Linked DNA regions of Homo sapiens: regions 1, 2, 3, 5, 6 and 7 are each linked to region 4. A link is a contact called in ENCODE Hi-C or POLR2A ChIA-PET data. All regions are on one chromosome and are shown on one strand. Each heading gives the region's core, a stretch centred on a gene start or an enhancer-like site at or near the end of the contact. The rest is flanking DNA. Distances are from core to core; before and after follow the strand shown. Region 1 overlaps LOC101927932 (a long non-coding RNA gene). Region 2 overlaps LOC124904939 (a long non-coding RNA gene). Region 3 holds the start of ZNF831 (zinc finger protein 831). Region 4 holds the start of RAB22A (RAB22A, member RAS oncogene family). Region 5 overlaps ZNF831 (zinc finger protein 831). Region 6 overlaps PMEPA1 (prostate transmembrane protein, androgen induced 1). Region 7 holds the start of GNAS (GNAS complex locus).

Region 1 (3,363 bases), core at 530-3,029, 560 kb before region 4:
TTCCTAACTTTAAAATAAAACAAAAATTGGACCATCGTTTTAGAATCAGGAGGTAAACACTTGGGAAAGCAATAAGAGGTGAGAGGGCAGTGGTCAGAGCTCAGAGGGTGGTGGTGGCCCCCGTCTTGGCACACAAGAGAGGCCTCTGTCCCAGCTCTTCTGGTTGGCACTTGAACGAACAAGGGACCTCATGGGGCAGTGAGATGGGGAGGAGAGGATGCCCCAGCCTGGATTGTGAACCTGCCTCTCCTCCCCGTACTCCTGTCCGGTCTAGCCAGCCTGGCCCCTCAGCTGTGCCAGCCACACCCTCCTTGGCAGCGCTCCACCCCCTGCCTGGTAGAAGGATAATCACTTGCAACCTGATCCTCTCCTCTGTTCTGGACTAGAAGTTCCTAGAGGGCAAGGACCCCATTTGGTGCTTAGAGCTAAACTTGGCAAAGGCACTCTTTTCTTTTTTCTTTTCTTCTCTTTTTTCTTTTCCTTTCTTTTCTTTTCTCCCCCTCCCTCCTCCCTCCCTTCCTTCTTCCTTCCTTCTCTCTTTCCTTTCCCTCTTTTTTCCTCCTCTCTCTCCCTTTTAATTTTTTTGGTTTTTTTTTTGTTGTTTGTTTTTTTTTTTTTTTTCGACGGAGTATCATTCTTGTTGCCCAGGATGGAGTGCAATGGCACAATCTCGGCTCACTGCAAACCCTGCCTCCCGGGTTCAAGCGATTCTCCTGTCTCAGCCTCCCGAGTAGCTAGAATTACAGGCATGCGCCACCATGCCCAGCTAATTTTGTATTTTTAGTAGAGATGATGTTTCTCCATGTTAGTCAGGCTGGTCTTGAACTCCTGACCTCAGGTGATCTGCCCACCTCGGCCTCCCAAAGTGCTGGGATTACAGGCGTGAACCACTGCTCCCTTTCAAATTTTTAAATTTAATCTCTATTTACTTCTTTCCTTCCGTTTGCACCTTAATTTCTCTTTGTCTCTCTCTTTCAACAATAAACAACTGGCCAAAGGGAATTGGTTTTAATTTCTGAGTCGTTCACAAGGACCCCGGGATTTCAAAAGATCAGAGAAGGAAAAACAAAGGGAGGGAACCTCAATTCTTTCCCTGCTCTTCCCCGCTAGCGAAAGGACTGAACAAGTGAAAGAACTGTGGAAGGACGATGGCGAACATGGAAGAGCTCTAAGGAAACTGTCCTGTAGTGTGTGTTTGTGGAGCAGGGGGATTAATATGAAACTGCACACCATGATTCATGCCCTCTCAAAACTATGCATACACCTGAGTAAAGAACAGGGGGAGATAATGATCAGTAAAATCACAGCAGGGTGAGGGTAGGCTGGGGGGATTTCCTGTAATATTATGATGTCATTTTAACAATAAATACAACTAGAAGAAAAGGCGCCCGGCCAAGTGTGGGATGTGGGTTCCATGTCATGTGGGAAGCGAAAGTGGGCAGTTGGGCCCCAGAAGGGAGAGTTCTAAGAGGGTGTGGTTCCCTCTAAGGGAGGGATTTGTGCGTCTGGCGCAGGGAGAAGACTGACCAAGAAAGCCACCAAATAAACAGACCAAACCCCCAACCACCCCTCCCCTGAGAAAAGCACAGAATGGCTGTATTGGTGTTAAAAGTAAGGTCCCCGGGACCCAAGACAGGATGAGAGCCCCAACCAAAACACCCTGGAAACATGGGGCTTTTTTTCCATTTGGGCATCCTACATTTCATCTAGAGAATTCCAAGATCCCAATTTCTGAGAGCAGACCCAGCCATTCTGAGCTCTCTGCTGACCTCTGGTGGGGAGGAGCTCCCATGGCCCAGGAAAGGTTGGAAAGAGGCAGCCACCTGCCCTGGCCTCCTCTGTTCCCCACGGTCTACAGGGTCACCTGCCCTCAGCCACCACTCAGGGCTAGAAGTCAGGGACTGTGAGGAGGAGAAAGTGCAAGAAAAGCTTTAAAGAATCCTCAGAGGAATATGGGCATAAGAGAATCATGTTGTAGGAAAGTTATCAAGTAAAAGAAAATTTTTTAAATAGATGGGTGGGAGGGACGTTTACCTTAAATCAACCCTGTGTATTCAGTTTCTTTAACTTTACAATCTTAAGAGAGAGGGGAGAAAGAATGTGTATATGAATGGGGTATGGAGGGTAAATTTGATCAGAAAGAAATAAATTCCCATTGGAGGACTTTGTAGGTCCTTGTGTGGGAGGCCTGTGTGGCCCTTCTCAAATAGATGACCTCATCATTTTCCAGCTGCTGGGTGGGGTGGTGCAGGGGGCAGAAATGGAAGGGAATGGCAACGGTACCTGTTCTTGGAACCAAGGAATTTGACCCAGACACCATCGGACCCAGCTTCCCCTCCCGTGGAAACGAGGCCTAAAGAAGCCAGAAGTGGCCTGCCCCAAGGCAGTGCTGAGCCTGAGATGGACAGTAGGGGTCCCATCCTTAGAGAGGACACCTTCGCTAGTGAGAATGCCCCAGTGTGCCGTGAAGCACTGAGAAGTGGAGAGGGGTTGAGGAGGGGAAGAACTTAAAACTAGCCCTGAGGTCTCAGAGATCCTGAAAAACACAATGATACTTGCATGAATGGAAAAGCAATGATGTATCCCTAGCAAGTCCCTTCTCTGTAAACAATCATTGACCATGCACCTCAAATTCTACTTCATCTCTCCATATTGTCTTAAATGCTAACTTCTCCAGGTAGGCCCCTTAGATTTCCCTGGTGGAAACTGGAGCTCTGCTCACCTATGAACCTCTTTTCTAGCCCTTGATTGAGGTGTGAAAGAGTTTACCACCAAACTCTGCTCCCACAAAGATTCTCCCGGTGATTGGGACCCAGAAACTATTAATTATTTACCAAAGGACAACAGAGGGCCCTACCATTTGATTTCCTATACAATCTGCCATTTTGGAACAGACATTTAAAAAAATTTGTGTTGGATAGGGGGTTGGCATACCTCATCTATTGAAACTTTATAAGATAATTAAATAAGTTTTAAAGTGAGAAAGACATCCCTCCTGTTTTTTCAATTGAGAAAAACTAGAACCAGGGATTTGTCCAAGATCTCAGGACCAGTTCCCAGGAGAACCGGGGCACCAGGGCGGTGAATCTGGAGGTTACCTGATCGTGTGCTTTCCTGCCTTGGCTAAGATCTTCAGATCCACTCGTTAAAAGTTGCCGGGATTTGTCCTTAGATGTCAATTGCTCAACTGAAACCTTTTAAAAACATTCCTCAGCCTTAGGGGCAGGGGCCGTGTCCTTGGGAAGGAGGATTTAGGGAGGGGGATGCGGGTTCTGCCTTAGGCGCCGGCGCAAGGGTGAATTTTTGAAAGCCAGGCTGTCAATCGTAAAAGCCGAGCGCCATCTGCCAGCCGGTTCTGAGTAG
Region 2 (3,406 bases), core at 406-2,905, 880 kb after region 4:
TTAATCACTCAGGTACCCAGATTCTCTATTAGCAAGAAGCCCAGAACCCCCTTCTCGAGTCCTCTCTCGTTTTCAATCTTCCAAGGACACCGAAGTCTTCCTTAACCCACTGCTGGGGGTTGACTGCCGAAGGTCACTGATGCCGGGGCATCTTGCCACCACATGGGGGCACTGCCAAAGATGTGTGCAGAATAGTCCTGCAGACACTGCGCTCGGCAGCGGAGCTCATGCTAGGCGAACCCTTGCCTGGGTGTTGGAGGTCACCCACACTTGAGACTTGAGTTTACAGCTCTCATGGGTCACTCTTAAATACTCAGAGCAGAATGCCAAGTGACTCCTCATCCATGCTCCATGCACCCTGGATCCCAGAACGGGGCACATCACTTTCCTCCACCACTGTCGCCCTGCTCGCCACCACCTCCTCCCGCTAGGCCGGGCTTTCTCAACCGCCACCCCTTTGACATTTGGGGCCAGATCTTTCTCCGCTGTGGGGACATGGCAGGATGCTTGGCAGCACCCCTGGCCTCTGCCTATCAGGTGCCTGTAGCACACCACCACTATGACAAGAAAAAATGTCTCTAGACATTGCCCAACATCCCCTGAGGAGCAGAATGGCCCCAGTGGAGAGCCAGTGCCCTAGACTATTGGGGTACCACCCCTCCACGCTGGCCTGGACCCCCTCTACACTGGCCTAGACCCTCTCAACACTGGCCTGAACCCCCTTCATGCTGGCCTGGACCCCCTCCAACTGGCCTGGACTCCCTCCCCTGGCCCCTTGCCTCCCTTTCTTGACATCACAGTAGGGGTGAGCTTTAAAAAAACCACACAGCTCGTGATGCATGTCACGCTAGGTTCAAAAGCGCTGGGTGGTTTCTCTTGGTATTTGAGATCCACACCTCTGCCTTAGTGCCCGGGCCCTGCAGGGCCTGACCTCACCCCTGTCTCCAGCTTGACTGGCTCCCACACCAGGCACAAGAGCCCTGGCTGTGACATCAGCACGCTCTGTCCTCTCTGCCTTAAGCCCTGTTCAGTCTGTCGCTGCATTCCAGGCCCTTCCACACCCCAGGGGCCTGCAGAGGCCCTGGGACCCCGCCCCTGGTGTTGCCCACTCTACTACGCCTCTTGGTCCATCTGCCTGATTTATGCCTTCATTACCTTTCCTTAGTTATATCCGGTTTCTGTTTTATTAGTTTATTTTTATTGTATTTACTTCTGTCATTCCCATTAGACTGTCAGCTCCGTGAAGGCAGGGGCCTGTCTTGTTCCCTGCCGTATCCCCAGAGTCTAGAACGGCACCTGGGTTGTGGGAGGCACCCAGAAAACACCAGGTCCCTGAAGGAATGAATGAAATGGGAGTGGGCTTCTCTTGTCCTGGAAATGGGCCTTGTCCCCCACATGGCTGTGGAGCTGCAGAGGGGGAGGCTGGAACTACTGTCCTATGGGCCCCTGTGGGCTCAAGAATCCTGCACTCAGCCTAGGACCTGCAGGCTTCGTGTCTCTGGCTCTTGGGAAACAGGTGGAAACTTCCTTCCCGAGAGCCGGAAGCAGCCGCAGGCCCCGCCACACCCAGCCCTGGCCCAGCTCAAGGCGAGGCCCTGGGTCTAAATATAGAAAGTGGGTTGTGAGAGGGCGGGTTTCTTCTCTGGTGAGAGGAAGTGGCTGCTCTGATTAAAACCGGGGTTTGTTCACCCCTCATTGAGACAGTCCTCCCCACCAGCCAGGAAGAAAGGAAATGTGGCAAAATGAACCCAGCCAATGGGGCCTTCCAAAAAGGCCCGGAGAAAGCACCCGGGGGGCAGATGGTCTCTTGTTCCTCCCTGGGGAATGGCTGGGAACCCTGCAGTGAGACACAGGGGCTGCGTGTCCCTGAGCCAACTCTAGCCGCTCTGGGTCTCAGTTTGAAAAAAAAGGGATTGGCCAGATTTGATTTTCAAAGCTGATGTTACCTGGTATTGCCTGAATCAGGAGCTCTCTGAGTCTCAGTTTCCCTATCTGCAGAATGGGTTGATGATGACCATGCCTGTAACAGAACGGCTAGTAGGATTCAAGGAGGCAGTGTGTGTGGCTGGCCTAGGGCAGAGCTGGCACATGACCAGGGCTCCGAAGGTGCTCGCTGTTGTCAGATGTCCACATGAAGTTTGACAAAATGAACGCAGAGCCCCTTGTTGAAACATTACCAGGAATTTCAAGATGGGCTGGGCGCAGTGGCTCATGCCTATAATCCCAGCACTTTAGGAGGCCGAGGCAGGCGGATCGCTTGAGGTCAGGAGTTCAAGACCAGCCTGACCAACATGGTGAGACCCTGTCTCTACTAAAAATACAAAAATTAGCCAGGAATGTGGTGCACGCCTGTAATCCCAGCTACTCAGGAGGCTGAGACAGGAGAATCACTTGAACCTGGGAGGCGGAGTTTGCAGTGAGTGGAGATCATGCCCATGGGTGACAGAGTGAGAACTCTGTCTCAGAAAAAAAAAAAGAAAGAAGAATTTCAAGATGGTAACAGCAGAGCAGGAAACCCTGAGCAGGGCCCTTCCGAGCCCTGCGTGACTGTCCTGGCTTCTGAGCCCTGAGTGACTGTCCTGGCTTCTGAGCCCTGCGTGACTGTCCTGGATCATGCATCCTGATAGGATGATTTCTATCAGAGGAGCCTCGGGGAGCCTACAGAGCAGTGCACAGCCCCCAAGCCCACCCCCAGCCCAGGCCCACGCTTCCCCCACCCCCGACCCGCTGCCCTGCTGCAGTTCCACGGATGGCCCGTTTGAAGAAGGTGATGAAAGTAGTAAAAAGGTGATGATGCCCAAATGCCAGTCCTCGGGGGACGGGTGTGACAGGGCTGAGCCCTGGGGTGGGTGGGGGCTGCTCTTCCAAGAATGGGCCTCACCTATACCCCTCCTCCCTGGACCTCAACATGTCATCAGTGGAAAACACAAAATCGAAGCACTGTGCACAGCGCAGATCATTCTCATGTGAGCTGTTTCACTGGTGCACACAAAACTATGGTCCTGCAAATTGCTGTAATCATAAATAGGCAGGTGAGGCCAGGCGCCGTGGCTTATGCCTGTAATCCCACTCAAGCCCTGAGCTTGACCCTGGCAAGCCAGGACCACCATCTCCAGAAAGAAAGAAAAGGTGCAAAGAGAGTAAGTGCAGAGAGTTCCCATACGCCCTTCACCCAGCTTCTTTCCTATTAGCATTTTACAAAACCACAGGACAATCAGCAACACTAAGGCATTCACATTGATGCAATAATTTTTTTTTTTTTTTTGAGACCAAGTCTTGCTTTGTCACCCAGGCTGGAGTGCAGTGGTGCAATCTCATCTCACTGCAGCCTTCACCTCCCAGGTTCAAGTGATTCTCCTGCCTCAGCTTCCCGAGTAGCTGGGATTACAGGCACGTGCCACCACGC
Region 3 (3,446 bases), core at 850-3,349, 850 kb before region 4:
AAATTAGCCAGTTGTGGTGGTGAGCACCTATAATCCCAGCTACTCAGGAGGCTGAGGCAGAAGAATCGCTTTAACCCAGAAGGTAGAGGTTGTAGTGAGCTGATCATGCCACTGCACTCCAACCTGGGTGACAGAGCGAGATTACAGCTCCAAAAAAGAAAAAAAGAAGAAAAAAAAAGGAACTACAAGGAAAGCAATGAAAACATACAAAGATCTCTCACTTGGTAACAAGCCAGTACTGAGAACAAGCTTCCTACCTATGCCCCAAAGTCACTCTGCAGAAATCCCTGAGTGTGACCTTCCAGCATAACTCAGCCTTCCCTGCCATGCCACACCCAGACAGGCAGCATGGTGGGTAAAGTTCCCAGACCCTGGAGATAAGACCTGTCTTTGAACCTTTGCTCTGCTACCTATAAACCCTGTAACCTGGAATAAGTCACTTAAACTCTCCATGCTGTGTTTTCCTTATCTGAAAAGTGGGGCTCATGTTCATTTGTTCAAAGGATTGGATAAAACCATAGATGTGATTTGTCCAGACGTGGTAGACTCTCCCTGTGTCTGTTCCTGCCCCACTCCCCTAACCAAACAGCCTACCCTACCTCCCTTTTACAGTCTTGGTTCTCTGCTTACATGATGTTCATGGTCTCTACCAGGAGAAAAGTCTCTCTAGCTGGTAACTCCACGGCGCCTGATAGTGAGCCCATTTCCCCTAGGCAGGTGCTTTTGGGTAACCCTGCTCACATGGCACTCCTCCTTCAGGACCAACCCTCCCCAGCTTCCCAGCGGAAGCACAGCTAAGGAAGCAAATCTCACAGACCCCAACATTGCCACAGAACCTAAGTGTTCTCTCTGATTAATATTAGCCTATGGTCCTAAATACTTGCTCTTAGCTGGGGCAATAAAGCGAGGGTGGTTAAAAGGCATATTATTTTAAACTGGCCCTGACGTTGATTCTGTTTTTCCCAGTCAGCTAATGTTACCATTTTTCTAAGTTGCATCCTGTCCCTCGTTGCATTTTGGTAGATAACATCTCTGGTTTCATTCTTACAGAAAGATTTGCTACGGGAAAGGAGAAACACGTTACCTCTCAGAGCATGGCTTCCATGGCTGATCTGAGATAGCCTCCAGCTCTTTGCTATTTTGGATACTGGGAAGTCAGATATGTGTATAAATACATGGACTATTGGCCCTTGTAAATCTCATTGAAAAATGCTACCCTTGGGTGGCTGATCAGTAGAATTGCTATAAATAGTAGCTCTATCAAATACCTTGATATTTCAATTATATTATATACAAATAAAAAACTTGGCCTAATAAAACATACATATATATGTGTATATATATACCACACATACTTGGGCTAATATGTTCTAACCAATTCACACTTTCAGTTTAATTAGGTTCATCACTGGGAAAAAAAACAGTTTATAAAGCAATAAATTTTCTTATAAATGTTTTTCTGTTTAGTAGAACATGGATTGTGGACCTGGTTTCTGACAGCCATTTTGAATTGTAGTAAATATTTTGACAAAAGCAACAGCAGTATTAAGCACATGAGAGAATTACTTGAACTGGGTCACACACAGTTTTACGTAGCATTTTCCCTTTAACTGCGTGCTTGAAGATAAATATATCATTAAGAACATAGAGTAAAAGAGTTTTTTTTTAACTGACATTTTATATATGCTTATGTCATGGAGCATGTTACATACCTTTATAAACAGTGGAGTGTTTTCAGCCAATGATGCTCTGATTCAAACACAATGATCTGGTTGCCCAGAGAAGACACCCACAGGTCCAGAAAGGACCACTGGGCTGGCCCCACAGAGAAGAGATGAGCTCAAGAGCCCGTGCTCTCACTCTCTGTAGGGAGCTCGCTACTCTTTGCTGAGAGGGCATTTTAGTGTTCTCTCCCAGTTCCTACTCTGCAGGCAGCATCTCAGAGAACGGAGAGATGCTCCCTGAGCCTTAGAAAATAAAATAAAATAAAAGAGGGCAGCCTCCTGTGGCTTGGCCTTTATGTCAAGTCCACGTTTAACTGAGAAAAGCACCATTTCAAGCAACCTGGAAGAGACTCAAGCAGAGATAAAACTTGGTATGGCCCAGAAATAGGAAGTAAATTATTTCCTATACATTACCTAACGTCACGGTAGCAACCCTTAGAAAACAGGAAGAGATAGAAGCAGACACGAAAAAAAAAAAAAAAGAGCCACCGCTCAGCTCTTTAGTAATTGTTACTATTGACCTAACAACCTATAAAGAGCTTGCTGCCCAGAAATGTAGGTGTGCAAAAAAACATTGCATTAGAGATGAGGTTGTTCTGTGCAGGCAAGTTTAAGAATTAGAGCCTAGGTGGTCGTTTTCCTGGAGATGTGGATGGAACAAGTGTTTGCAGAACCTCCACATGTAACCCCAGAGGTTCCTGAGGGCCCAGAATGAGCATTTCCACTGCAATTGACTATGGTGGGAGGTCCCAGTGAAAGATTTCTGCGATGCTGTCTTTATGTAAAATGGTGATATTTTGTTCAACATGGATTTGTTTGAATTAGGTTTTATTTTTAAGATATGGCACTGATCACTCTATTCAACATAGTACTGAAAATCCTAGCCAGAGCAATCAGGCAAGAGAAAGAAATAAAAGGCATCCAAATAGGAAAAGAGGAAGTCAAGTTATCTCTCTTCACTGATGATATGATTCTATATCTAGAAAACCCTAAAGTTGCCACCAAAAGACTCCTAGACCCAATGAATGACTTCAGTAGTTTAAGGATACAAAAATCAATGTACAAAAATCAGTAGCATTTCTATACACCAGTAATGTTCAAGCCGAGAGCCAAATCAAGAACACAATCCCATTTACAATAGCAACACACACACACACACACACACACACACACACACACACCTAGGAATACATCTAACCAAGGAGGTGAAAGATCTCTACAAGGAGAACTACAAAATACTACTGAAAGAAAACAAACAAATGATAAAACACTCCATGCTCATGGATTATAAGACTCAATATCATTAAAATGTCCATACTGCTCAAAGCAATTCAACACTATTCCTATCAAATTACCAATGTCATTTTTCACAGAATTAGAAAAAAACTATTCCAGAATTCATATGGAACCAAAAAGGAGCCCGAATAGCCAAAGCAATCCTAAGCAAAAATAACAAAGCCAGAGGCATCACATTATCTGACTTCAAACTATACTACAAGGCCACAATAACCAACACAGCATGGTATTGGTATAAAAATAGACACACAGACCAATGGAACAGAATAGAGAACCCAGAAATAAAGCTGCACACCTAAAACCAACTGATTTTCAACAAAGTCAACAAAAATAAACAGTGAAAGAAAGGACCCCCTATTCAATAAATGGTGCTGGGGAAACTAGCTAACCATATGCAGAAGAATGTTGAATAGAGTGATTAGTGCC
Region 4 (3,429 bases), core at 93-2,592:
CCTACACCTGTATCCTGAAAGAGAACGAGATGAGGGACTGAGAAAAAGTTTACCTTTTGGCAGACACCAAAAACTACTTTGTGGCATAAGTTCAGGATTTTAGAAAAATCACCCTAGACGTGTAAATTTTATAAACGGAGGAACACAAAAGCGGTTGTCATAAAAATTCAGTAGAGTAATTAGGAAATTCCAACTGTACTAAAAGGGAGAGGTTTTTGCCGTTAAGACAGATTAGGACCTTTTGAGAGACCCAAAGTTTCTGCTTCGTGTAAAAAGTAACAAGTCCACTTGCTTTTTAACATATGTTAGTAAACTTTGAACTCCTGAGTTACCTCTGAGTAATCCCTGATGAATCCTAGCCCCACCCTATTTGGGGGAATAAAGATTAGTTATTGGAGTTCCTGCCGATCTTTAAGGCAGAAACTCTGGAATGACAGCATCAATTTCAGAAAGAAGGCTTTGAAATGGCCAACACCTTGTCTTTCCTGACAAGACAGGAAGCTGAAGCTTCAAACTAGTCTTTGGGGCTTCCTGATTTGAACACCCCTTTTCTCCACAGGAAGAGTTACTTGGCAAAGTAACTCTTTGGACAAGTGGCAGGGGTATCCCACAAGTTCAAAAACACCCAAGAGACAAAGTAGGCTAATGCTGCTTGTAAAACCTAAAGACCTGTTATTGGTTTTACTTTGGAAGACTTGGCCAACTCCCAACTAATACCTTGGTAAGTTGGGAGAAAACTATTTAAGAACCTCTCTTAACCCAGATGCAATAGAGAGGCAAGGGGGGGCTGTTTGCTCTTTGTGGGGCGGGAAGAGTCCACGGGCTCCAGGGAGGGGAAGGGGAAGGGTCCCTTCGGCCTCCAGGACCTTTTCGAGAGTGCAAGAGGTGGGCGGGACGGCTCCCGAGCTGGAGGGAGGGTCCACGGGGCTGGCAGACAGCGTCTTGGACGTGGGAGGGGGGAAGGGATGAGGGGACAGGGGGGATCCGGGGTCCCCGCCAGCCCAGCCTCCCGTGGCCCTCCCGGCCGGACCCGCCGCCACTCACCCCGAGCAGACACACTTTGAGCTCCCTCAGCGCCATGGCCCGGGAGCCAGGGGCGCGGGCCCGCCGCCGCCCTAAGTTGAGAAGGGAGAGGCCAGGCCCAGCAAGAGCATCCCCTGGCGCCGCTGCCGCCGCACGGCCCAGCCCCGGTCCGCGCAGAGGCGGCTGCCGCCCGTCCTCCGGCCGTAGGTCCGGCCTGTCCGCTGCCAGCCGCGTGGGGCCCGCCTTAGCAGCCGGGACGCCGCCGCGGCCTTCCGGGAGCCGCCGCCGCCGCCATCTTGGGACGCCGGCCGCGTCACCTGACCTCCCCGCCCACCTCGGCAGCCACCTTCGCTGAGAGGGCGGGGCCGGCCGGCCGGCGCGGATCGGGGGCGGGGCCCGAAGCCGACGGCCCCGCCCCTGTCTGCAGGGCCCCGCCCCTGTCTGCAGGGCCCCGCCCCTGTCTGCAGGGCCCCGCCCCTGTCTGCAGGGCCCCGCCCCTGTCTGCAGGGCCCCGCCCCTGTCTGCAGGGCCCCGCCCCTGTCTGCAGGGCCCCGCCCCTGTCTGCAGGGCCCCGCCCCTGCCGGTCCCGCCTCCATGCCCATCCCAAGATGGCGGGTGAGTGGGGCTGGGCTCGGGGGATGCCAGGGGTGCCCCTCTCTCTCTCGCCCCGTGACCACCCCGCGAGGCCGAGGGGCCCCTGCCCGACCCCGTCCCCTCTCGCCGCAGCCCCCTGGTAACTTCTTGTGTGTTTCTTGGTTTTCAGAGATCCCCCTGTACTTTGTGGACTTGCAGGATGACTTAGACGACTGTAAGTAAGAGTTGGGGCACCCCTGTCCCTCCCTGGGACCCTCTCAAAGAATTCAGAGTGCACGAAGCGCGGGGCGGGGGAACCTCAAGCCAGGCACTCCTTGTCGGGACCAGAACAGCGGGACCCCCAACTGCCTAGATCCACTGGTGGCGGTCCCTCCTCCCTGGGCGGGGCGGGCTGAGGGTGGGAGCCCTTCCCTTCCCTCGGGGGAAGGATTTTTGTTGTTGGGGAAACTTTGGACTCCCTGTCACTTCTTTTCTTCCTGCGCCTGCAGCTGCCGTGGGATGGGCGGAGGGGGTAGTCCCAAGTCCTAGTCGACCCTGGGCGGGCGGGGGGTCCGCCACCTGGGAGGTGGGTGACTTCCCTCTCAGGGCCTTGCCCTTTTCCTAGGGACTTTTTAGGACTGCTGGGGGGTTTGGGAGGTCCCCCTCTCGGTGTGGCCGGTCACGGAGTTGCACGGACTTCTCAAGTGTCCTGGCCACAAGCCCGGCTCCATCTCTTATCCCATGGAGCCCATTGGCCCCCGCATTTCTTGGGTGGGACCCTTGTCCCTTCTTGCCCTCTTTTTTGGAATCATGTTAAGGGCTGGTAGCTGGGGGAGGTGTCATCTTAGAAATCCAAGTTCGCATTTCTGGTGAAGGAAGGAAGCGTTTTCTCTCCTGTCAAGAAACTTACTGAGCAGCTATTTGCTCTGGGGGCCACGTGTTGGGCTCCGAACCTGCAAGGATGTGTTGAAAACAGCTCTACACGCAGGGAGCTCACAGGGTGTGGGGAGAGCCTACTTGTAAACAGAAAATTACCGAGCACCGGAGTGCTTGCTGGTGAAGAAGCCCTATATAAATCATCCAAATAGCTAACATTAATTGGGGGCGTACTGTACGCCAGTCATATACAGTACTTCCTCTCATCTTTCATTCCACATCTTCAGGTTTCCTAATAGTAAGAGTTGGTGTTTACTGAAAACTTACCATGGACCAGACAGCGTTAAACTCTTTTTTTTTTTTTTTTTTTTTTGAGACGTAGTCTTGCTCTGTAGCCCAGGCTGGAGTACAGTGGCACGATCTCGGCTCACTGCAAGCTCCACCTCCTGGGTTCACGCCATTTTCCTGCCTCAGCCTCCCAAGTAGCTGGGACTATAGGCGCCCGCCACCACTCCCGGCTAATTTTTTGTATTTTTAGTAGAGAAGGGGTTTCACTCTGTTAGCCAGGATGGTCTCGATCTCCTGACCTCGTGATCCGCCCACCTCGGCCTCCCAAAGTGTTGGGATTACTGGCGTGAGCCACCACGCCCGGCCCAGTCTTAAACTCTTTACACACATTAACTCAGAAGGCGCAGTTTCGGCTGGGTGCGGTGGCTCAGGCCTGTAATCCCCGCACTTTGGGAGGCAGAGACGGGCAGATCACTTGAGTCCAGCCTGGCCAACATGGTGAAACCCTGTCTCTACTAAAAATACAAAAATTAGCCGGGCTTGGTGGCGCGCGTCTCTAATCTTAGCTGCCCGGGAGGCTGAGGCAGGAGAATTGCTTGAACCTGGGAGGCAGAGGTTGCAGTGAACGCCACTGCACTCCAGCCTGGGCGACAGAGTGACTCCGTCTCA
Region 5 (3,142 bases), core at 546-3,045, 940 kb before region 4:
AGGCATTTTGAAGTGTATTTACAACTCCACCAAGGACGTGAATTACTCTGAACAAGCTTCAGTTTTTTAATGTATCTGAATTTTGTCTCCAAAATGAACAGAAGTATCTTTGTGCCCAGTTCACACCCCCGTCTCTTTGTCAAGCTACTCCAATTATCCCAAGTGTGCTCTCCACCTTGGAAGCAAATCCTCAGTTTACTAATGGAGAAAGCCAGTTGCCTCGACTGTGTGGGGTCCACTTGTGGAGAAATGTGTTGATGGTGGCTTTCTTGGTTAGTGCCATTTGATTGCAGAGAGGCAGTGGGGGACAGGTGCAGAAGACGAGGCTGGGAGTCAAGGCCCAGTCACTGTGCACGTTGACCATTTGCAGAGTTTGCTTCCTTGCCATGTCTGCCCTGCCTGGCACCATTTGAAGATGAGCAGAGCACTCCCAAGGGGAGCTGGGGAACGCTGCGGCTGAGTTGGGGGTCAGAAGTTGGTTGGAGTTGGCTTGTAAATAACTCAAAATGGCTTTCCTAATCTGTAGGTGTTTCACAGATAGAGTTTAGTTCTTCCGCCAGCCTGACAACATTTACTTGTGAAGCGTCAACAGTCTTTTTGACCAGACACCATGTTTCTCTGGAAGCTTCATATTTCTATAACTAATCGGTCTTCATCGTCGCTGCTGGTGTCACTGAACTCTACTCGAGTTTGCTTTCTCATTCCTTCCAGACTCCTCTTCTTGAGGGATTTAGAAGGGGCTTCAGGAATTTCTATGGGCTGCTCTGGCTTAGAAGGAACCACAGAATCTTTCCGAGTGATTAATCCAGATACCTGACGTTTCCTACCGTCACTTCCTAAAGAGGGGCAGGGGACAGTCATTTCCCCACACCCATACTGGCCTCTGGAAGGAAAAAACGTCTTGTGTCTCCCTTCCTTGTGGTGTGAACTAGCTGAACTTGGTCCTGAAGCTGGTATTTCAAGATGAGTTTTTTCAGTTGACTCCAGTGGAACCGAATCTGAAATTCTTTGTCCAGATGAAGGTCTCCCTGGCAAGAGGGTCTGTGCTCTGCCCTCTTCTGTGACTTTGCTGTCTGGGGAGCTTGATGTCAGAGTCCTCCCTGCAGTCTGGCTGTGGTCTCGTGATTCAGCACTGTGAATTTCCTGGGCTATGTGATCTGTTCTCACTGGCAGAGAAATACAAACGGCAGCCACAGAGGTAGCAATGTCATGGTGGGGAAAAGTTCCTTTGGACCCAAAGGAAGAAGGCCTTTGAGCATCTGAGAAGATGTATGGTTTGGGATCTGTTGAGACTGAATCCTGGGAGGCCAGCAGCTGAGTCTCCAGCAACCCAAGGTCAAGACCTTTGCCAGGGGGTAGAGGCACGTCATTAACCACTGCCAGGCAGGTGTCAGATTGCAGAGATAATCCTGATGTGGCAGCAGTGCTGTGAGTAGTACAGTCACCATGCTCACCAGCAGATGGAGAAATATCCTGCAACAAAGTGCAAAGGAAAAAAAAAGTGGGGGGGGAGGTTAATTGGTACAAAGAAAAATGTGGTCAGAAACGTGGTCCTCAATGAAAACAGGTCTTGAGGTCTTAATGATTCTTTACCAAGGGTGAACTTCAATATGACGCCCTCAATAAGTTTCCATTAATAACTAATTGGTGCATTAACTCGAATAAAGCTCCTGATTGATACAAAATAGGTTGCTGACGTCCTGTGCTTTTATCTGGCTTTGTGAAAAACAAAACCACTCAATTATCTTACCAGTTCTCAGCTTCCTTTTTTAAGTCACTACCGCTCATGAAGCGGATGTACTATTTTATAGGACTGTGTATTGAAGGGTTTTTTGGTTTTTTGGTTTTTTCCGGATGAGTGTTTTTCCAAATGTGGTCTGGATACATATTTTAGTGGTTTTCAACACGCAGCCCCACAGTCTGTCTGGGGGGGCTTCATGTTGCAGTGGCATCTGTCAGCCATCTCTCTATTCAGGTGTGCAGTAATAACATACTTGGGGTTTTTTTTAAAGAAACCATCAGAAATCATCCCAATGTTTGCACTACCAAAGCTACTCATTCGATACAGAATGTTTTGAGTTATTTGTTTGTCTTAATGGGCTTTCTGTGCCACGAATCTTCATAAGGTGATCCGAGCAAGTTCTGCCACACTGAACAAGAGCAGCAAGAACAAGCAGGGCTATACATCTAGACCAGGAATAGGTAGAGGCAGCTCAAAATCATCATGCCCACCTTCACAGTTCGTTTGTCCATTTCCCTGACAATTCTTGAACTTGTACCAAGAGAGAGGGTTCCTAAGGTTTGTCTGCAGTCACCTTCCTTCTTCTCTTCCTTCCCACAACAAGGAGGTGATTCTGAGGTGGCACAAGATGGCTCCTCTTGCAGATTCAGACCTGCAAGGGGAGAGGCACATTTACATATGACTGGAATTATAAAATTAGCAAAGAGTAATTTCCTGGGAGGTTGTCCATGACTTCTTGATCGCCTCTGAGCTCATTAACCCTCATCTCACAGGGTGTGTGCAAGAACTCAATTTATCTCCAACCAATTCACATTTGGTCAAATAAAATATATCCACTCTATGAAGGAAGGAAATGGCAAAACCAATTCTCAAAGTAGAAAAACCCCTGAATGATACATATCATAAAATATATCTATATTTCATGTTGCTTCTTCTCATCAGAGTTGTATTCCTGGTCATGTCTGTTTAGGTAAATTTTAGATCAGCTTGAATTCTCTGACATACTACCAAGTAGTCAGAATAGACGTTTCACTCGATGCATGGTGGGAACCCAGAAATATAAACCAGGTCTTAATTCCCACTAGAGTGCTGGGCAGCAAGGGATGAGGTTGGCTTTTGTGATGCTGTTGTTTTGTTGTGGTGGTTATTGTTGTGATTGTGGAAGGAAAGAAGGGCCCTGACAATATCCACAAAACAGCACTTCTCATACCTGTCTTTCCTTCATCCTTCACCCGCACTGATGACCTGGCATACCAGTCAAAAGGATCACAAAATTTCAGAGAGGGCAGGTTCCATCATGATATGAGATCAGAGAAATATCTTAAAACGACTGTGTCACTAGAGAAGAAGCACTAGACCCACTTTTAAATTTGCTTTTATTTTGATGAAAGGTACACATGT
Region 6 (3,425 bases), core at 658-3,157, 630 kb after region 4:
AAACGCACCCTTGGCTTGAGTTTAGGGAGCTTTCCTTTCTTTGCACTTTTTATAATTGATCGCGTGTCTCCTGGCCTTCTTTTTCTTTTTAAAAAGCAGTGGGGGATATCCGTGCCCTCTAACGTGAGCAGCCTCTACCTGCTCAGGGAGATCTGAGCTTAAGGACAAGTGTGGCGTAAATGCCCCCGGAGACTGCGGCGTGAGAGATGACATTGAAAAAGGTCTGGCTTTTAGAGCTCAAACCTGGGAGGCTTGGACTCTTTTTTCTTCTTCTTCTCCTTTTCTGAAGAGTTGGAGAAGCCGGAGTTTCAAGACCGTCTTGGTGTGCTGCCTTATTTAGGAGGCGAGCTGCTGCTCATTTGTCAGGCAAAACAGATGTGGTGGGGAGACAACATCTATTTTCATAATTCGAAACAAATCTGGCGAGCCGCCTTCCTTTTCAGCGGGGCCTGCTCATGCAGAAAGCCCAGCTCCCAGGCAGCATCTAGCAGAAATATTTATAGCTCATCCATTGAACTTTCCTTCCTCCAGGAGGAGTTGGTTTCTGCTGGCGATGGGGACACAGACTTGACAGGGAGTGGGTGCTGTTTCAGGGATTTTTTTTAAATCAAAAACTGGAGGAGTGTGGGTCACAGCCAGCGACGCAGCTGTGCCTCTCCTTCTCGTGTCCTTTCGTCTTCCAGGTGTGGGGCGGTGGGCACGGGAGCCTGCTCTGTAGCATTCAGCAGCCTCTTTACTGGGAGGGCAGTTAAAGGCTGACTTTGAAACTCCTCTGGGCCGGCGCCTAGGACCCCGACACTCCAGGGAGACCCAGAACCTGGGCCCCTAGTTACCAGTGACTTTGTGCTTAGGTATGCAAGGGCAGCGGGCTGTCATTTCCCCATTTTATGGATGAAACCACCGAGGCTCAGAGAACAGCTTGCCCAAGGTCACACAGGGAACCGCTGGTGGAGCTGGTCCCCCGCTCTGAGCACCATTCACACTCAGCTCAAGCCTTCATTCCCACTGGGAGCCTTTGCTACGCCGTCACCTCCCATCGAAGGTAGCTGTGTCTGTCTGTGTGTAATAGTGACCTAAGGAAGGAGGACAGACCCGGTATTTGGGCGAATCACCCATCTTCTGTTCATTTATCCAGTAGGTGAGCTCCTTCCCTGTGCCACTGGAGATGGGAGGACCTGGTGAATGGAACAGGCCTGAGCCTGCCCTCAGGGAGCTACTAGTCTGGTGCAGATGGGAAACAGAGTCAGATACTGAACGGAGGAGGAGATTCGACAGTGTCACATGACTGTGCCTGGGGGCTGCTTTATTGGTCTGAGAGGGTCTCTCAGCAGGGCTGACCTTGTGCTGAGAATGAGGGATGAGAAGGAGTCAGCGGTGGGAAGACCTTGGGGGGAGTACCTCAGGCAGAGAGGAGAAGCCGAGAGGGTGAGGTCTGCTAAGCTAGGTGTGGTGGCCATGTCCAGTTCCCAGCTGGCCGTGTCACCTTGAGGGGGGACTGACCAGGTTGCAGTTCCTTCTTCTGTAAAATGAGGGGGTGACTAAAGCGTACACAAGTTCTGATTCTGGGAAAACCACAGAGAATCGAGTTTTGTAAGGTGCTGCCAGCAGGGGAGGAGGTGGAGGGTACGTGGAGAGCTCTATTATTGCTTACAGAATTGAACGTGAAACGACAATGGTTGCTAAATTAAAAAGTTGGTTATTTTAAGCAGTGAAAGGTCTGGGAGGGCCGTTCCCTTCTTGATGCTGGGACCACCCTTGTAAGAGGCAGCGCCACACCATCCTCACGGTCGTCTCAGGCAGGGGACACCCTAGAGAGGTCTCTCGCTGTCACCCGCAGATGGCAGAAGTGGGACTGGCTCCGGGGCAACCCCTGGTTGCCTCGCACAGGGCTCCCTCCCTGGCAGGAAGGAGGCCCATGCAGGGTGAGGGTGCCCTCAGGAGCTCAGGCAGGCGGCAGGTTTGGAGGGACGGGGGTTCCCAGTGGCAGTGATGGAGGGGTGTTTCTCATTCCCCACTGCCGTGATTCCATGCAAGTGGATGGAGCGTGCTGGAGAGGTCAGGAAGGAGCATGGGCGCCTGCCTCACCCCTGCCCCACCAGCACTCAGGCAGGCCTCACAAATCACAATGGGCCCTGTCCCTGGTAGCACCCAGGGTTGATGAATGGGGACTCCCAGGCCCTGGGGCACTTGGAAATCCCTCATGCAAAAGGTGGAAACTAGAAGTTGTCCTGCAGATTGACATTCTCAGAACTCCTTCCCTCCCTTCCTCACTGACCCGGCCCCGACCCGTGGGATGATTTTCATTCTCCTGCCTCCAGAGAAGGACCTGTGCTTACGTCCTCACGCAGACTGCTCTCCGCCACTTTCCCTCACCCATGTATTCATTTCACAAGCATTTACGAAGTGCCTCCTGTGTGTCTGGCATGGTGGTTGGTGCCAGTGTGCGTTGATCGGTGATCAAGGTGGTTGCGACTCCAGCCTACAGAAATGTACAATCCAAGTGTGAAATGAACAACTGCCCTTTCCTAAGCGTTTGCTTTCAAAGCAGATGTTTTTAGACTAAGTTGTTGTTATTCTTCAAACCGGTTGTGTGTGGTTTCAGTCCCTGCTTCTGTCTTCACATTGAGGCCTAATTAGGAATCAGCTGTTGCCTAGCTAATGTTTATTGAGCAAGCACTATGCACCCGGCACTGTGCCTGAGATATTCACTATCATCTGATTTAATCCAGAGTTTCTCGACCTTGGTGCTGACGTTTGGGCTCAATAATTCTTTTCTGTGGGGGACTTCCCTGTGCGTGGCAGGGTGGATGTTTAGCTACTTCCCCTCGCCCACTGGATGCTAGTAACACCCCCTCCCAGTTGTGGCAACCACAAGTGTTTCCAGATATGGCCAGATGTCCCCTGGGGCAAAATCATCTCCGGTAGAAGAACCACACCTTAGCCCTAGCAGCTGCCCTTGAGGTCCCAGTCCCTTCATCTGCAGAATGCGGGTGTTGACGGGACTCCCCAAAGCGGCTCCTTGGGAGCTTTGAATGATATAATGCACTTAAAGCTCTTAGCACAACCCAGCTAAAGCTGGAGTGGCTGCAGCTCTCCCCGCTGGTGTGTCTGAGTGTCTGACGGGCAGAAGTCGTTTTTACCATCCACTCATCCCCCGACGGTTCCCTGGGGCTTGCAGTGCAAGCCAGACTCCATGCCACAAGCTAGGCTCACCTTGCAAAGATGGTCAAGGTCACAGCCATTGTGACCCTCACTCCCACCAGGGATGCCTGCGTGGACAGCCTGTACCCAAGGAACTGGAAGGCGCAGGCTCTGGCTCTAGCCAGCTTTGCACGGTTGCTCTGTGTCTCTGGGCAACTCCCTCCCCCTCTCTGGCCCTGTCCTTTTCTCATCTGACCCATTTTAGGGGCTTCTAAGCCACTCTC
Region 7 (2,614 bases), core at 1-2,500, 580 kb before region 4:
CCGGGACACGTCTGCTCCGCGCACACACAGTCAGTCGGTCCTGCCCGAAACGCACCAAGTCGCGCCCAGCGGCAACCGCCCTCCCTCCTCCCCTCGCCGCCCCCCTCCCGACTCCGGCGCCACGACTCCCTTGCGCCCCCTCCCCCCCACTGCACCACCTTTACCGCTCCGATCCTTTCCGAGGGGCTGATGTCACCAGCCCCCCCACTCTCCTCGGCCACTTCTCCCCGCCAAAGCCTCCCTTTGGCGAGGCCCCCTCCGCCACCACGGCGCCCCCCAGCGTCACCCCCTCCTCTCCTCGCCCCTTTCTTCCCCTCTTTCCCTCTCCCAACAAATCTCACACCCCACGGAGGCGGGTCCCCCTCCCTCTACCCGCCACCCGGTTTCCTGTCCCCGAAACCCTCTTTTTGTCGCAGTCTCCGGAGCCCCATGGGCTCCCCCTCCCCCTCCCCAACACGCACCCAAACCCCTGGCGTCGTGTAGGCCTCGCGGAAAAAGAGAGAAAGAGAGAAAGAGGGGGAGAGCGAGAGCGAGAGCAAGAGAGAGACACTGAGCGGGCAGGCCGGGGGAGGGGGACCCGCGCCCGCGTCGCCACGGCCCCCCGCCCCGTTTTTGAGCCCCCGCCCGGCCGAATCCGCGCCCCTGGGTCCCCCTTCCGGCCTCGCCCCCCACAGACAGAGCCCGCGAACGGGCGGGGGGCTCGGGAGCGCGCGCCCGGGGCGGGGGGCGGGCTCGGCGCGCGCGGCCTGCGGGGCGCCCTTCGAGGGCCCCCGGGCCGGGGCCGGCGCCCCCCGCCCGCCCTTACCCAGCAGCAGCAGGCGGTGCGTGGCCCGGTAGACCTGCTTGTCCTTCTGCAGCTGCTTCTCGATCTTTTTGTTGGCCTCACGCTGCGCCTTCTCCTCGTTGCGCTGGTCCTCGGTCTTACTGTTCCCGAGGCAGCCCATGGCGGCGGCGGCGGCGGCGGGGCGCGGCCGGGCTGCGGCGGCGGCGGGCGCGGGCGGCCTCACGCGGGCCGGGAGGGCCGGGGCAGCGCCGGGCGGGCGGGCCGGGCGCGGGCTCGGCTCCTCGGCAAGGAGCGCGCGGGGCGGACTGCGGGCCGCGGGCCGCGGGGCGCGCGGACGGGCGGGAAGGGGAGGGTGTCGGTCGGACCGAGGGGCGCGCGCAGCTCCCCGCCCCTCGAGCCGAGGCCGAGGGGGCTGATGGCCGCCGCCGGGCCGAGGCGGACCAGAGCAGGAGCTGCGGGAGCTGCTGCCGCCGCTGCCGCCGCCGCCGCTCTTATTGCCTCGGCCGGGCCCCCGCCGCCGCCCCGAGCCAAAAGCGCCGCGGCGGGCGGGGGGAGGCGGGGGGAGGAGGAGGCGGCGGCGGCGAGGGGGGTGGAAGGAGGAGGAGGAGGAGGAGGGCCGAGGAGCGGCCGCGGCGGCGGCGGCGGCTGGGAGGGCGGGAGCCGGCGGAGGGAGGCGGCCCCCCGGGAGCCCGGGGAGGGGGTCCCTCCGCCCGCGCCCGGCCGGGGACGGGACGGGCCGGGGAGACGCCCCCCACCCCCCGGGCTCGGGCAGCAGCCCGGCTGAGCCGAGGGGGGAGAGGGGGCGTCTCCGCGCCAGTGACGACCCCTCGCACGACGCCAACGCTCCACCCCCCGGACCGCGTCGCCCGGCGCCCCCGAGGCCTCCTCCCCCTCCCGCGGGCGCCGCCGAGGGGCTGGGGTGGGCGGAAGGGGAGGGAGCGCGCGCCCGGACTTAGGAAAATTTTCGAAAGAGCGAGAGACACAGAGAGCCAGAGAGCAGGAGTGTGGAAAAAGCGAGGCGAGCACGAACCAAAGGACAGAGCAACCGAAAAGGAAAATGTGTCCACACACACACACGAACACGAATAAAAACCCACACTACACAGCGATGGTGGTGTCTGGTGGCGGTGGCGGGGTGGGGGGTCTGACTAGATGAGCCGCTCCTCGCGCCCCCGGCGCCGGGCGCCATGGCCCGAGCCGAAGGCGCCTCTGGCCCCGGAGCGCCCGCGGCCTCTGCGCTTGGCGCGGCCGCCCAAGTAGGAGAAGAAGGCGCAGCCCAGGAACACTCGGAAGCAGCAGGTCGCCCCGAACACGAAGCCGCAGCCGCGGCCCTGCTCCGTGCGCTTCTGCAGCAGGAAGTTGAGCACCCACGAGGGGCTGCGCACCGAGAAGACCAGGAACACCACGAGGGGCAGGTGGGCGCTCAGCGCGCCAGCCTTGAGCGGCCCGGGCCGCCACACGATGCCCCCAACGCGCGGCGCCGCGTAGTAGGCGTCGTCCTCGTCGCTCGAGTCCGTGTCCCAGTCAGCCCAGGCCCTACTCGTGCCCCCGGCGGCGGCGCCCTCCTCGGCGCCCCCGACGGCGCCCTCCTCGGCGCCCTCGTCGTCGTCGGCGGCGGCCGCGGCGGCGGCGGCCTCGGGGCATCGGGCCTCCTCCTGGGCTTCTGGCACCTTCTTCTTCTTCTTCTTCAGCATCTTCTCCATCTTCTTCCTCTCCTTCTCCTTCTTCTTCTCCTCCTTTCGCCTCTGCTCCAGCAGCTTCTTCTCGAGCTTCTTGCGCTCCTTGTCTGTTAGGAACTTTTCGGGGAGCGCCTCCCGCGCCGGGTTCTTG

What was found. Hi-C counts contacts between places; a loop is a spot of excess contacts on that map. ChIA-PET counts read pairs that join two places held with the same protein, here RNA polymerase II (POLR2A). Pooled maps may share reads with other maps.
Region 1: a pooled map shows a loop between it and region 4 (2.2-fold over the local background). The contact joins the enhancer-like site here to the promoter of RAB22A in region 4. A Hi-C loop is called at or near these places in 6 of 37 single-sample maps with no recorded cell type and 7 of 50 pooled maps. POLR2A ChIA-PET finds 5 or more read pairs at or near these places in 3 of 52 experiments (CD8-positive, alpha-beta memory T cell, Caco-2 and MCF 10A).
Region 2: a pooled map shows a loop between it and region 4 (6-fold over the local background). The contact joins the enhancer-like site here to the promoter of RAB22A in region 4. A Hi-C loop is called at or near these places in 6 of 50 pooled maps. POLR2A ChIA-PET finds 5 or more read pairs at or near these places in 2 of 52 experiments (activated CD4-positive, alpha-beta memory T cell and activated T-cell).
Region 3: a loop to region 4 is called in a map of CD8-positive, alpha-beta T cell, with 8 times the contacts of the local background. The contact joins the promoter of ZNF831 here to the promoter of RAB22A in region 4. A Hi-C loop is called at or near these places in 3 of 168 maps with a recorded cell type or tissue (CD8-positive, alpha-beta T cell and posterior vena cava), 1 of 37 single-sample maps with no recorded cell type and 11 of 50 pooled maps. POLR2A ChIA-PET finds 5 or more read pairs at or near these places in 1 of 52 experiments (activated CD4-positive, alpha-beta T cell).
Region 5: a map of CD8-positive, alpha-beta T cell shows a loop between it and region 4 (5-fold over the local background). The contact joins the enhancer-like site here to the promoter of RAB22A in region 4. A Hi-C loop is called at or near these places in 1 of 168 maps with a recorded cell type or tissue (CD8-positive, alpha-beta T cell) and 4 of 50 pooled maps. POLR2A ChIA-PET finds 5 or more read pairs at or near these places in 1 of 52 experiments (activated B cell).
Region 6: a loop to region 4 is called in a map with no recorded cell type, with 6 times the contacts of the local background. The contact joins the enhancer-like site here to the promoter of RAB22A in region 4. A Hi-C loop is called at or near these places in 3 of 37 single-sample maps with no recorded cell type and 9 of 50 pooled maps. POLR2A ChIA-PET finds 5 or more read pairs at or near these places in 2 of 52 experiments (A549 and activated B cell).
Region 7: a map of B cell shows a loop between it and region 4 (10-fold over the local background). The contact joins the promoter of GNAS here to the promoter of RAB22A in region 4. A Hi-C loop is called at or near these places in 8 of 168 maps with a recorded cell type or tissue (B cell, CD4-positive, alpha-beta T cell, CD4-positive, alpha-beta memory T cell and 4 more), 13 of 37 single-sample maps with no recorded cell type and 19 of 50 pooled maps. POLR2A ChIA-PET finds 5 or more read pairs at or near these places in 4 of 52 experiments (CD4-positive, alpha-beta T cell, MCF 10A, T-cell and 1 more).

Annotation. Positions count from the first base shown.
Region 1 is chr20:58,868,872-58,872,234 of GRCh38, reverse strand. The region is part of intron 3 of LOC101927932 (a long non-coding RNA gene); the gene reads left to right. It also overlaps a transcript of GNAS not described here. Among named protein-coding and RNA genes, the nearest start is that of GNAS, 21 kb to the left of the region's middle. Within about 2 kb of position 1,779, at least 2 of the 41 ENCODE cell types and tissues checked have a DNase peak (open chromatin) inside an H3K27ac peak, as active enhancers do.
Region 2 is chr20:57,431,305-57,434,710 of GRCh38, reverse strand. It overlaps LOC124904939 (a long non-coding RNA gene), which reads left to right. Exons shown (of 2, transcript XR_007067672.1): 2 at 1-50. Among named protein-coding and RNA genes, the nearest start is that of RBM38-AS1, 40 kb to the right of the region's middle. RefSeq lists enhancers at 980-1,059, 1,921-1,970. Within about 2 kb of position 1,655, at least 16 of the 41 ENCODE cell types and tissues checked have a DNase peak (open chromatin) inside an H3K27ac peak, as active enhancers do.
Region 3 is chr20:59,162,474-59,165,919 of GRCh38, reverse strand. It overlaps ZNF831 (zinc finger protein 831), which reads right to left and starts at 2,099. Exons shown (of 6, transcript NM_178457.3): 1 at 1,713-2,099.
Region 4 is chr20:58,307,628-58,311,056 of GRCh38, reverse strand. RAB22A (RAB22A, member RAS oncogene family) reads right to left here and starts at 1,342. Exons shown (of 7, transcript NM_020673.3): 1 at 1,045-1,342; 2 at 1-14. The coding sequence starts at 1,080. It also overlaps the pseudogene PPP4R1L. RefSeq lists silencers at 944-1,273, 1,314-1,873.
Region 5 is chr20:59,252,229-59,255,370 of GRCh38, reverse strand. ZNF831 (zinc finger protein 831) reads right to left here. Exons shown (of 6, transcript NM_178457.3): 5 at 2,233-2,393; 6 at 1-1,473. The coding sequence ends at 628. Among named protein-coding and RNA genes, the nearest start is that of EDN3, 47 kb to the left of the region's middle. Within about 2 kb of position 1,795, at least 3 of the 41 ENCODE cell types and tissues checked have a DNase peak (open chromatin) inside an H3K27ac peak, as active enhancers do; they include CD8-positive, alpha-beta T cell, where a contact is called at or near this core.
Region 6 is chr20:57,679,838-57,683,262 of GRCh38, reverse strand. The region is part of intron 1 of PMEPA1 (prostate transmembrane protein, androgen induced 1); the gene reads left to right. Among named protein-coding and RNA genes, the nearest start is that of PMEPA1, 28 kb to the left of the region's middle. RefSeq lists enhancers at 797-1,297, 1,607-1,656, 1,747-1,806, 2,217-2,326, 2,707-2,776 and 2 more and a silencer at 1,225-1,388. Within about 2 kb of position 1,907, at least 10 of the 41 ENCODE cell types and tissues checked have a DNase peak (open chromatin) inside an H3K27ac peak, as active enhancers do.
Region 7 is chr20:58,890,057-58,892,670 of GRCh38, reverse strand. It overlaps GNAS (GNAS complex locus), which reads right to left and starts at 1,250. Exons shown (of 13, transcript NM_000516.7): 1 at 806-1,250. The coding sequence starts at 944. RefSeq lists silencers at 93-182, 1,053-1,272, 1,283-1,782, 1,843-1,992.